2 separate regions of the Homo sapiens genome follow, and region 1 is linked to region 2. Evidence: read pairs that join two places in POLR2A ChIA-PET (ENCODE). Cell type or tissue: A673. All regions are shown on one strand. Each heading gives the region's core, and the rest is flanking DNA. Links, peaks and the distances in the headings are about the cores only. Region 1 overlaps SNIP1 (Smad nuclear interacting protein 1). Region 2 has its middle 14 kb from the start of AIRIM.

Evidence for each region. ChIA-PET counts read pairs that join two places held together with the same protein. Peaks named below come from ENCODE experiments on the same cell type or tissue, not always from the same donor. Only the 100,000 strongest peaks of a DNase experiment are listed, where the experiment ranks them.
Region 1: POLR2A ChIA-PET joins it to region 2 with 14 read pairs; 2 of 35 experiments call an interaction of 5 or more read pairs at or near these places.

What each region holds. Positions count from the first base shown.
Region 1 is chr1:37,531,481-37,536,822 of GRCh38, reverse strand. It overlaps SNIP1 (Smad nuclear interacting protein 1), which reads left to right. Exons shown (of 4, transcript NM_024700.4): 4 at 1-2,374. LOC105378649 (a long non-coding RNA gene) reads right to left here. Exons shown (of 3, transcript XR_947190.3): 1 at 5,278-5,342; 2 at 2,840-2,936. Among named protein-coding and RNA genes, the nearest start is that of MEAF6, 19 kb to the right of the region's middle. RefSeq lists an enhancer at 1,958-3,157. In A673, for the core only: no CTCF peak of the experiment used is centred there; a DNase peak (open chromatin) is centred at 2,162.
Region 2 is chr1:37,673,591-37,678,939 of GRCh38, reverse strand. No RefSeq gene overlaps it. Among named protein-coding and RNA genes, the nearest start is that of AIRIM, 14 kb to the left of the region's middle. In A673, for the core only: no CTCF peak of the experiment used is centred there; no DNase peak of the experiment used is centred there.

The DNA.
Region 1 (5,342 bases), core at 1-5,000, 140 kb after region 2:
CATCCTTTAAAAAGTTGTTGAGAGAGGTTGTATTTACCTTCCCAAGGTTGGAAAGCAGGGGAATTTCCCAGTGTCCTAGTTTTCCACCAGAGGAATATGTGTAAGTAGCAAAGTATTTGCTGCTTACATATAGTGTGTATGTATGTATATATGTAAATTGTGTGTTAAAGAGCTGATACTGATTTTCATATGACAATGTTAGGCAAAGGCCTCCCTGCATTTGAAGAGCAGGTTTTCATTTATATGTATTTTTGGGATAAAAAAATAAAATTTGTAAATATAGCCCCATTTCAAAGAGTAATGCTTTCCTAGCGTAGAGGACCTTGTGTTCATAGGTCTGTTTGCTGCTAATGGAGCCTTCTGTCAGTACTTTTGAGATAAAAGTAGGTAGCTGTTTTAGAGTGTTGTGGGGCAGGTTATATCGTTGGCCTCCAAGTCAGTGGAATAGCAGATGGTGACATGGAGGTGGGTTGTGGGGAAAGGTGGTGAAGCAGCTCAATCAGTGTTACTACTAATTGTTCCTCTTGGGTTGAGACTTAGGATACTATTAAATTTGATTGTTTTCCATTGTTTTTATACCCATGTGTGCTCAGGGCTAAAGATTGGCTAGTGGGAGGGGCAGCTGACTAATGTTCATTCAGAAGAAGTTAAAAGATCCTTTGAAAAGTGAACACTTAATAAGGTCATTAGATGAAACGTAAGTTGGGCCGGGCATGGGCACAGTGGCTCATGCCTGTAATCCCAACACTTTCGGAGGCTGAGGTGGGCAGATCATCTGAGGTCAGGAGTTCAAGACCAACCTGGCCAACATGGTGAAACCCCATCTCTACTAAAAATACAAAAATTAGCTGGGCGTGGTGGCACATGCCTGTTTTAATCCCAGCTACTCGGGAGGCTGAGGCAGGAGAATCGCTTGAACCCGGGAGGTGGAGGTTGCAGCGAGCTGAGATTGTGCCACTGCACTCCAGCCTGGGTGACAGCGAGACTCTGTCTCAGAAAAAAAAAAAAAAGGTAAGTTGAAGAATGTGTTCTACATTGGCCACTGTAACTGCTATTTTCTTCATTTTGGTATGTGCCATAGATCATATATATGTGCTTGTCTGAAAAGTAGGTTTGTTTGGATGAACTTTTCTCTTGATCCAGACTGACGGTTTTCTCTTGAGGGTTTAAGCACTAATCTGGTATCTTACTCTAGGATCTCCTTGTTCAGTCTGTGCTGCAGTAGCACTACTTTGTGGTAGCCTTGAGTTTTGCTACAAACTTCATCCTGGTGGGCACTGTGATAGATGACCACTTTGCCTACATTTTTCAGTAAGAAGTCCTAATTGTTTAGTCAGTTTTTATTTTAGTAGAGGAATAACGTCCTGGATTAAGAAATTCTTTATGCCACATATCTGAGAAGGTGGGTTTTTTTGTTGGTTTGTTTGTTTTGAGATGGCGTCTCACTCTGTCGCCCAGGCTGGAGTGCAGTGGCACCATCTTGGCTCACTGCAACCTCCGCCTCCCAGTTTCAAGCGATTCTCCTGCCTCAGCCTCCCAAGTAGCTGGGACTACAGGCACCTGTCACCAAGCCTGGCTAATTTATATATATAATTTTTATTTTTTATTTTTTTTTAGTAGAGATGGGGTTTCACCATATTGGCCAGGCTGGTCTCGAACTCCTGACCTTGTGATCCGCCCCTCTCAGCCTCCCAAAGTGCTGGGATTACAGGTGTTAGCCACCAGGCCTGGCCTGAGAAGGTGTTTTTTTTTTTTTTTGGTCTTGTTTTCCCTTACCCCTTTCTTTGAAGAAAGGGTGTCAAAAGACATTACCTGCCTCTAAAGCCAGATATCACCAGCAGACTTCTTAAAGTGGACATAATCCTAGAGCTTTCATTCTGTTTAGAAGTTCATGTTCATCTTAGCCATTTGGAACTTCTTCATTCTCTATCTTTTCTCCACGGTGGCTGGGCTTGTCTGCAAATCATTGTGTCAAAATCAAACTATTTTCAAAACAGCCCTTTGCTTCTGAGCCCCTCCCCTAAGTCCTCTGTGGGGGTCCATGATTCTGCAGAGGTATGGGACAGAATCTTCAGATTTTACCCCTTGAGTCTCTTCCTAGTCATATCCTGGTTCCCTCATTCTAATATTGACAAAGGATGACTCATTAAGTGCAACTGGTTATGTAACTTTCAAATACTTTCATTGTGTATGTCAGGATCTGAGGAACAAAATGATGTCATTTAATCGGAATCTAAACGTGACACAAACAACGTGCCAGCAATACCTGCTTGTGAAATAATGTTCTGAGCCCACAGTGTTCCTGGGTATGTGAGTTTATATCAAGTGAAAAGGCTGCTTAATTGACATTAAAGTTTTGGAATGTAAAGCTTCATTTGGTCTCTTGGGTAAAATTTCCAGTGTATTTATCAAATGGGAAACAATTCTAAAAACAGTTGTTCACATTTACTCTAAAGTGAATTAATCCAGTCAGCAATAGTTGCATAAGTTTATGCAGTTGGTTTACAGCTAAGTTAGAAAGGGAGCAATAGCCAGGTGTGGTGGTATGTGCCTGTAGTCCCAGCTACTTGGGAGGCTGAGGCAGGAGGATCACTTGAGCCCAGGAGTTCAAGACCAGCCTGGGTGATATAGTGACACCTCATCTTTTAAAAAAAAAGAAAAACAAATAATTTGGAGATGGGCCGCACCTTGTGGAAGAGATGACAGTTGAGGTATACCTTAGAAAATAGTTTGATTTGGAGTCAGTAGTAAAGGAGGACATCATGCCAGACTGAGCAGTCCAGGGACTAGCAGGACTGCAGTGGACTGTGGATAAGACCCTATAAATTAAGTTGTTTACCTCAAGACCCATGACACGTCAGTGGTAAACCTGGGATGAGAAATCACCTCAGTCCTGGCTCAGTGATCTTCCTGCTGGATTGTTCCTGCCTGCAGAGCTTAGCAGAGAGTTAAGGAAGGAAAAGACAACTGATTCATTAGGCTGCCCAATTCATAACTAGGGGGTTCAAGGAAATCACAGGAGGTGGGACTTTCTGCAGTAGAGGGTGGCTTAGGGAAATCCTCACCTCACCAAGTCACAGCTAGAGCTACTTGGAAATCATCATCTTGGTTCATAAAAATAGAAAAATATTCAGTAACGGGATGCCAAAGAACATGTAAACTGAGACTTCAATAATAAAACTGGCCAATATTGAGCACTTTCTATGTACCAGGCACAGTCCTAAGCATTTTACTTGTCCTACTTCATTCATGAACTCATTGAATCCTCACAACCCAACAAGACAGGCTTCAACGGTTGTTCCATTTTGCAGATGAGAAAACTGAGGCACAGGGACATTATGGTCACAGTGGTAGGTAGGACTGGAATTTAGACCCAGTCACTCTGATTCTAGATGCCACATTCTTTTTTTTTTTTTTTTTGCTTTGTCACCCAGGCTGGAGTGCAGTGGTGCAATCCCCACTCACTGCAACCTCTGCCTCCTGGGTTCAAGTGATTCTCGTGCCTCAGCCTCCTGAGTGGCTGGGATTACAGGTGCACACCACCACGCCCAGCTAATTTTTTGTATTTTTAGTACAGACAGGGTTTCACCATGTTGGCTAGGCTGGTCTCGAACTCCTGACCTCGTGATCCGCCTGCCTCGGCCTCCCAAAGTGCTGGGATTACAAGTGTGAGCCACCACACCCAGCCAATTTATTATGTTTTTGAGACAGGGTCTCTCTTTGTCACCCAGGCTGGAGTGCAGTGGCACAGCACCACTCACTGCAGCCTCGATCTCCTGAGCTTGTCATCTGTGCACCTCAGCCTCCCAAGTAGCTGGGACAACAGGCACACACCACTACGCCTGGCTAATTTTGTAAGTTTTTGTAGAGACGGGGTCTCCCTGTGTTGACAGGGCTGGTCTTGAACTCCTAGGCTTAAGTGATCTCCTGCCTCAGCCTCCCAAAGTGCTGGGATTACAAGTGGGTCACACACCCCTCCTTTTTTTTTTTTTGTTTTTAGACATGGTCTTGCTCTGTCACCCAGGCTGGAGTGCAGTGGTGTGATCTCAGCTCATTGCAGCCTTGACCTCTTGGGCTCAAACAATCCTCCCACCTCAGCTGCAACTGTCAGCCTGGCTTTTTTTTTTTTTTTTTTTCTGTAGAGACAAGGTCTCTCACTATGTTGCCCAGGCTGGTCTTGAACTTCTAAGCTCAAGTGATCCTCCTGCCTCAGCCTCCCAAAGTGCTGGGATTATAGGCATGAACCACTGTGCCAAACCTTAAACAATTTTTTTTAGAGATTGGGTCTCACTGTGTTGCCCATGCTAGAGTACAGTGGCACTATTATAGTTCACTGCAGCCTCACACTCTTGGGCTCAAGTGATCCTCCTGCCTCAGCCTCCTGTGTAGCTGCGACTATAAGCACACTACCATCCCTGGAATTTTTTTTTTTTTTTTGAGATGGAGTCTCGCTCTGTCGCCCAGGCTGGAGTGCAGTGGCGTGATCTCGGCTCACTGCAAGCTCCGCCTCCTGGGTTCACGCCATTCTCCTGCCTCAGCCTCCTGAGTAGCTGGGACTACAGGCGCCCGCCACCATGCCTGGCTGATTTTTTGAATTTTTAGTAGAGACGGGGTTCCACCGTGTTAGCCAGGATGGTCTCGATCTCCTGACCTTGTTATCCGCCCACCGCAGCCTCCCAAAGTGCTAAGATGACAGGTGTGAGCCACTGCACCTGGCCTAATTTTTAAAATTATTTGTAAAGACAAGGTTCTGCTATGTTGCCCAGGCTGGTCTCAAACTCCTAGTCTTCTTCCTACCTCAGCCTCCCAAAAGGCTGGGATTACAGGCGTGAGTCACCACACGTCATAGATTTTCTTTTGAAGACAACTTTTGGCTAGGTGCAGTGGCTCATGCCTGTAATCCCAGCCCTTAGGGAGGCCAAGGCAGGCAAATCACTTGAGCCCGGGAGCTTAAGACCAGCCTGGGCAACATGGCAAAACCCCGTCTCTGCTAAAAATACAAAAAATTAGCTGGGCATGGTGGCGTGCACCTGTAGTCCCAGCTACTTAGGAAGCTAAGGTAGGAGGAGCGCCCTGAGACTAGGAAGTCCTGGCTGCAGTGAGCAGTGATAGCACAACCGTAGTCCAGCCTAGGCGACAGAGTGAGACTCTGTCTCAAAAAAAAAAAATCCCAAAACAAAAACATTTTCTCTCTACATTGATTACATACAAATCTCAGATTTAAGATGCTCTTGAGCCTAGGAAGCCAAACCAAGGCAAACTTTAGACTATACTTACAGTTTAAAGGTTCTTGGATCTGCCAGATCTTGATCAAAAGGGACAAATGTGAAAGATGTCCTTTT
Region 2 (5,349 bases), core at 1-5,000:
AATAAATTGTCAGTATTTTTTACTAGAATCACTAAATTGATAAACGAATTCAGGGAGAGTCACCACACTGGGAATACTTCTGGTGCTCCTCCTTTATGTATGCCACTGGCTTATGGATGAAGACACCAATGTGAGTTCTGTTCTGTTTTCCCTCAGCTGGGTCAGAACCCCTTTCTCTGTCAGTGTAAGACAGTCTTGGGATGAAATGAAGAATTTTGGTTTCCCTCTATCCTGTCCCTCCCCATCCACATCTAGAAACTGACCTTCAGATTCTTCTCTCAGAGTAAGTGTTGTCTCAAGGTGCTGGGGTGCCTGGGCCCTAAAGAGAAGGTCTCCTGCTTGCCCAAGGAGAGCCTGGGCTTTATGGGGACTGTATTACACCAGACTTTAATTGGGACGAGAAGCCAGGTACCTTCCCAACCTGCTCAAACACTGGATCATTTATAATTCCATTTCCCTATGAGAAGGGAGGAAGAGTGCACATTTCAGGGAGCAGGTTTGGGGATGAGGGGAAGGAAGGAACCTAGACCTGGGTTCAAGTCTCAGGCTCAGCCTTTAGCCAGCTGTGTGATCTTGGGCAAGTAATTTCCTCTAAGTCTATTTCCTCATCTGTATAGTGGAAGTGATGATATGTCCTTACAGGGTTGTAAGGTTTAAGCGAGAGGAGATAGTGAGGGCTTTGGGTACATTTGTGAGCATTTAAGGGATTGAAATTCACTTAAGCTTTATTAGTCACTCACTAAGTGTATAGCTCTGTGCTAGGCTCTTTAATATCTTTCTAAACCCTCAACGAGAATTGAAACAAGTATGCTTACTTCCATTAGGTAGATGAGGAGACCGAGACAGAGACCTGGTAAGCTTTCTAAATGCCCACAGCTTGTCAGTAATGTTGCCAGAATTTGCACCAGGGCTTGCTTGGTTCCGGTGAAAGGTGCTTTCCCCCACATCACTGTTGCCTTTCTGCCACAGAAGGCAAGAGCATGCCTAACATCTACTCAGCTGTAACAAGGGTGAGGTTTTCTGATACCCAGCCCTGCACAGGACATGGATCCTGCAGTGCAGAGCTACCTCCATCCAACTTGGCCGTGGCACATGAAGTATCCAAGCCTCTTCCAGGACAGCCGCAACCTTGCCAGTTACCCTTCCTTCTGACCCCATAGCCAAGAGGGTTGGAGCAAATCCTGGCGTGGTCTACCAGAGTCCTACACTTTTGCCTTTGATGCCAGGGCCTGGTAGGAGAAAGCCAGTGATTCTGAAGGAATGACAGGGGTACCCCTTCCAGGCACTGTCCTCCTCCCCATCCTTCCTGGAAGGCTCCTTCTTGGTTTCCACGTAGAGCAAAGTCATTTTTCCGAGACTGTAGGGCCCCAGCCCAGAGATTCTGGTCTAGTATGTGTGGGGAGGGGCTAGATATCTGCATCCTTAATAAGTACCCTTAGTTCAGTTGCAGAGTCATTCCTTAAGAAAGAGCCTTCATCCTGAGAAAAGGCAGCAGTTAGCACAGAGATTGATGGCTGGGTAGACTAGCCACAAAGACCGCACTTCTCTGGGGAAGAAACGCCTTCATAACTCCCTCACTGCACCTCTTTTCCCCTTTTTGTTGCCAGTCCTCAAGTCCAATGGGTACCTCGGCATTGCTCCCCTGGCCCCTCCATGCTGTTTGGGGTGGGATAGTCATAACTTATGTATATGGGGCTTTAGAGTCTGTCGCATCCATATCCATTCATTCTGAGGCCTCCCAGTGTGCCCAGCACAGAACTCATCATTAGCAATACAGAGGTAAATCAAAGAAGTCCATGATTTAGTAGGCCAGGCAGATCTGCAAGCTCTTCGTGAGAAGTGCTATTGTGAAGGATGTGTGGGGAATGCAGTGGATGGAGAGAGTGACTGATTGTTTTTGTGGGTTTTTGTGGGAGGCGAGATAGGGGAATGTGAGACTAGCTCCTCTGTGACTTAATTTCAGTGAGAGTCTTCCCTCTGGTCTCTAGTAGAGTAAGTGATGGGGGTGGGGGTCAGCCTGGCCTGCTGGCCATCATGTGAGCGGGGAGCAACCCTTTCTGCTCTGGCTCATCTCTTCTGATTGAAACGTGTGGAGCAGTTCTTAATTTGCACAGAGAGCCCAGACTAATAAATCCGCTACTCAATTGCAATTCCCACAGTGCGTTTATAGGCAACAGCTGACTTTTATCAGCTAGTTTGTTCTTTCATATAAGCAGAGTTTTATGAGGGTCTCCTGAGCTGGCTTGTAATGTGATGAAACGTCTGCAAAACTCAACCATAAATTCCTGGCACCTGCCAAGCAGAGGATGCTGTTTTCCAGGCACATTTTGTCCAGCTGGCGGCTCTGTCCCCTTGCCCAGTTTGCATTTTTGCACTTGTCTCTTTAAACTTGGATTTGTTTTTCAGTTCTCTGCGGCCTCTTTAAAGGCAACCGAAAAATGAGGGGTAGGAAAAAGGAACTAGAAAGTTACGTCTGTGCTAAAAATTACCCCTGGCTTATGTTGCTCTGAAAGCCAGTTTTGATCCCACTGTTGAAACAGAGACATCAGGCTTCCCTGCCACATGAACCCCAGGGCGGGGGACAGGAGGCCAGTGCCAGCCGAGCCCGTTATTAATACTTTGATTCTTTTCTGGGCCATCACCCTTTGTACTTGCCAAAGGCCCCTACCCTCAGTTGTCAGTTCTGTAAATTAAAGAAACAGCTCCGGAGGCCTTTTCCCCAGATGGTCTCCAGGCATGACATCTTTTCCCAGCATTTAGAGCTCCCCCAACACAGAGAGATGAAATTTAAATGCCCTCTGTCCTCCAAATAGGGCGAGACCTGGACTCTTGGAGAATGCTGTTTGGCTGGGGTGGACTGGGTCATTGGGAGAGCTACAAAGGCCTCAGTGGTGCAACTAGGAATGGTTGAGTGTGGCCCTGGCTGTGTCTCAGGATTACCCACCTGTGTTTATGGGTTCTCTTCATTTTGATCAGACCATTAGGTCAGAAGGCTCCTGTGGCTGCCCTTCCTGTGGCCTTATCCCCTGCTTGCTTTCCCTAGCCCACACTTCAGGGCTGGCTTCATGTGCCTGTGACCCACACTTACAAGGGTTCCCAAGGTTGGTTTCATGCTCTGCTGTCACTCTCGAAATTCTAAACAGTTTTCGAATGATTTTCCTTTGGCACTGGGCCCTGCAAATTATGTTGCCAGTTCTGCCCAGCTTCTCTCTGGTCCTACTGCTTGTAGCTGCCCCAGCACTGTGGACAGACCCTTTCTTCTCCAAGTTGAAGTTTGAGCCTTTGCAGAGCAGGTTAGTTACCCGTCATTGAGGCCTCTGGCCTTGTCCCCCTCCCAAAGGCTCCCTGTTATCCACTCTTCTGGCTACAGGCAATCCCTATTACGTGACAGTATCTCCACAGGCCCTAAAGAGGTGCCTGTCAGTCCCAACTCCCTAAGTCATCTGCAGCTGCTCCTGGCCCCTTCTTATCATTTTCCAGAAAAGATTTCTAGTCAATGCACTCTGCCTGGAAGAAGCTGCCTGCTCTTATGGAGGAGCTGGGGTCTTTGCTAGAGAAAACATCCCCTAACTGCCACCTCCACCTCAAAGGCAAGACATTGTTTCCTGCTACGGGAAAGAGACCCACTTTCTTATTTTTCCAAGCCCCACTCAGACACCATCTCCTTTTTGTTATCTCTTCTTACACCCCTAGATGAAAATAACCCTTCCTTTCTCAGCACAGTACTTGTACTTCCCTTTAACACTTAATTTTTAATTTTTTTAAAAAATGTAGAGTCAGGGTTTCACCATGTTGTCCAGGCTGGTCTTGAACTCCTGGGCTCAGGAGATCCACCTGAGCTGGGCTTGGTGCTTTGGCTCACATCTGTAATCCCAGCACTTTGAGAGACCGAGGCGGGCAGATCGCTTAAGCCCAGGAGTTTGAGACCAGGCAGGGCAACATAGTGAGGCTCCATCTCATAACTAACTAAATAAATAAATAAAAGAAATCTGCCTACCTTGGCCTCTCAAAGCTCTGGAATTATAGGCGTGAGCCACCACACTCGGCCTATTTTTTTTTAAATTTAAATCCAGCTCCTGCAGGATTTTATTTTTTTCTTATCCATTCTTATATCCCTACCAGCTCAGCAAGGGGCTCAGCCCCATTTGGGAATTGACCCAAGTGGTAGAAATGGTGCAGGGGCCTTTGCAGCTGCATGGCGTGGAGAAGGTGGGCTCTGCTCTACCCAGTGGGATGGTGCAAGGGGTGGCAGTGGTCTCTGACAGAGCTGGCTGGCTGCTGATAGCCATGGCCTCCTGTAAAGCTGCGGTATCCTAGAAAGATTGTGAGCTTCGGCAAAATCCTGTCTCCACCCACCTAGGATGTGGGCCTTGTGTTTTGCCGCTCTTACCTGTAAGATGAGTATAAGAAGACCCGACTCACTGAGCTATTTTGAAAATGAAATGAACTAATTCATTCAAACCACAGAGGATGAAGCCCAGCACCCAGTAGGTTCTTAATTAATTATAGGTTTTATCCTCCCCCTGGAGGAGGACTTGGGATTGAGGCCCATTTCCTCCTCTGTCAGGTGCCAGCTGGGCTGAGGGTGTAGTCACTGGCCACCTAAGAGCTAGGCTGGCTGATGGAAGTGAAACAAGGCAGAAGATGACCCCATCCCAGCAGCAAAGACCCACAGGCCAGGCTGGGCAGAGCATCCTCCCTTTCCCAGACCGCCTGGCTTGGGTTCCCTGGCAAGGCTGGCGGACCTAGATCCACCCGGCATTGCCACACTGGCGGAAATGGTGGTTACTGTTCGAGCCAAACCCTGGGACTGTGGCGACAGCCCTGACGGAGGCCCAGCCACCACATCAAGGACACGGCTCCACCCTCCTCTCAGCATCCCCTCCCACCTCAGGCTTCCCCGCCTCCCTCCTTCCCAGAGAACCCAGGGTGTAACCTCTCCTTGAGGCCAAGGTAAGCCACAGCCCTCTGTGGCTGCTGCTGTGTGGTGAAGGTCCTGGGCAGGGAGTCGGGACATCAGAGTTCCTGACTCAGCTGTGCCACTCCGGTGGGACCTGAGCGTGTGACTTGACCTCTCTAGACCCCAGGGTCTTCATCAAACAAAGAGGGCGGGTAGGCAAAGGTTTCAACATACAGCTGCTGCAAAAATGAAATGGGCTAATGCACGTAAAAGAGCTTGAAATCAGAGCTGGGCGCAGTGGCTCACATCTGTAATCCTAGCACTTTGGGAGGCTGAGGCGGGAGGATTGCTTGAGCCCAGGAGTTCAAGACCAACCTGGGCAACATATCAAGACCCTGTCTCTACAAAAAATAAAAATAAAAAATAAGCTGGGTGTGGTGGCGTACACC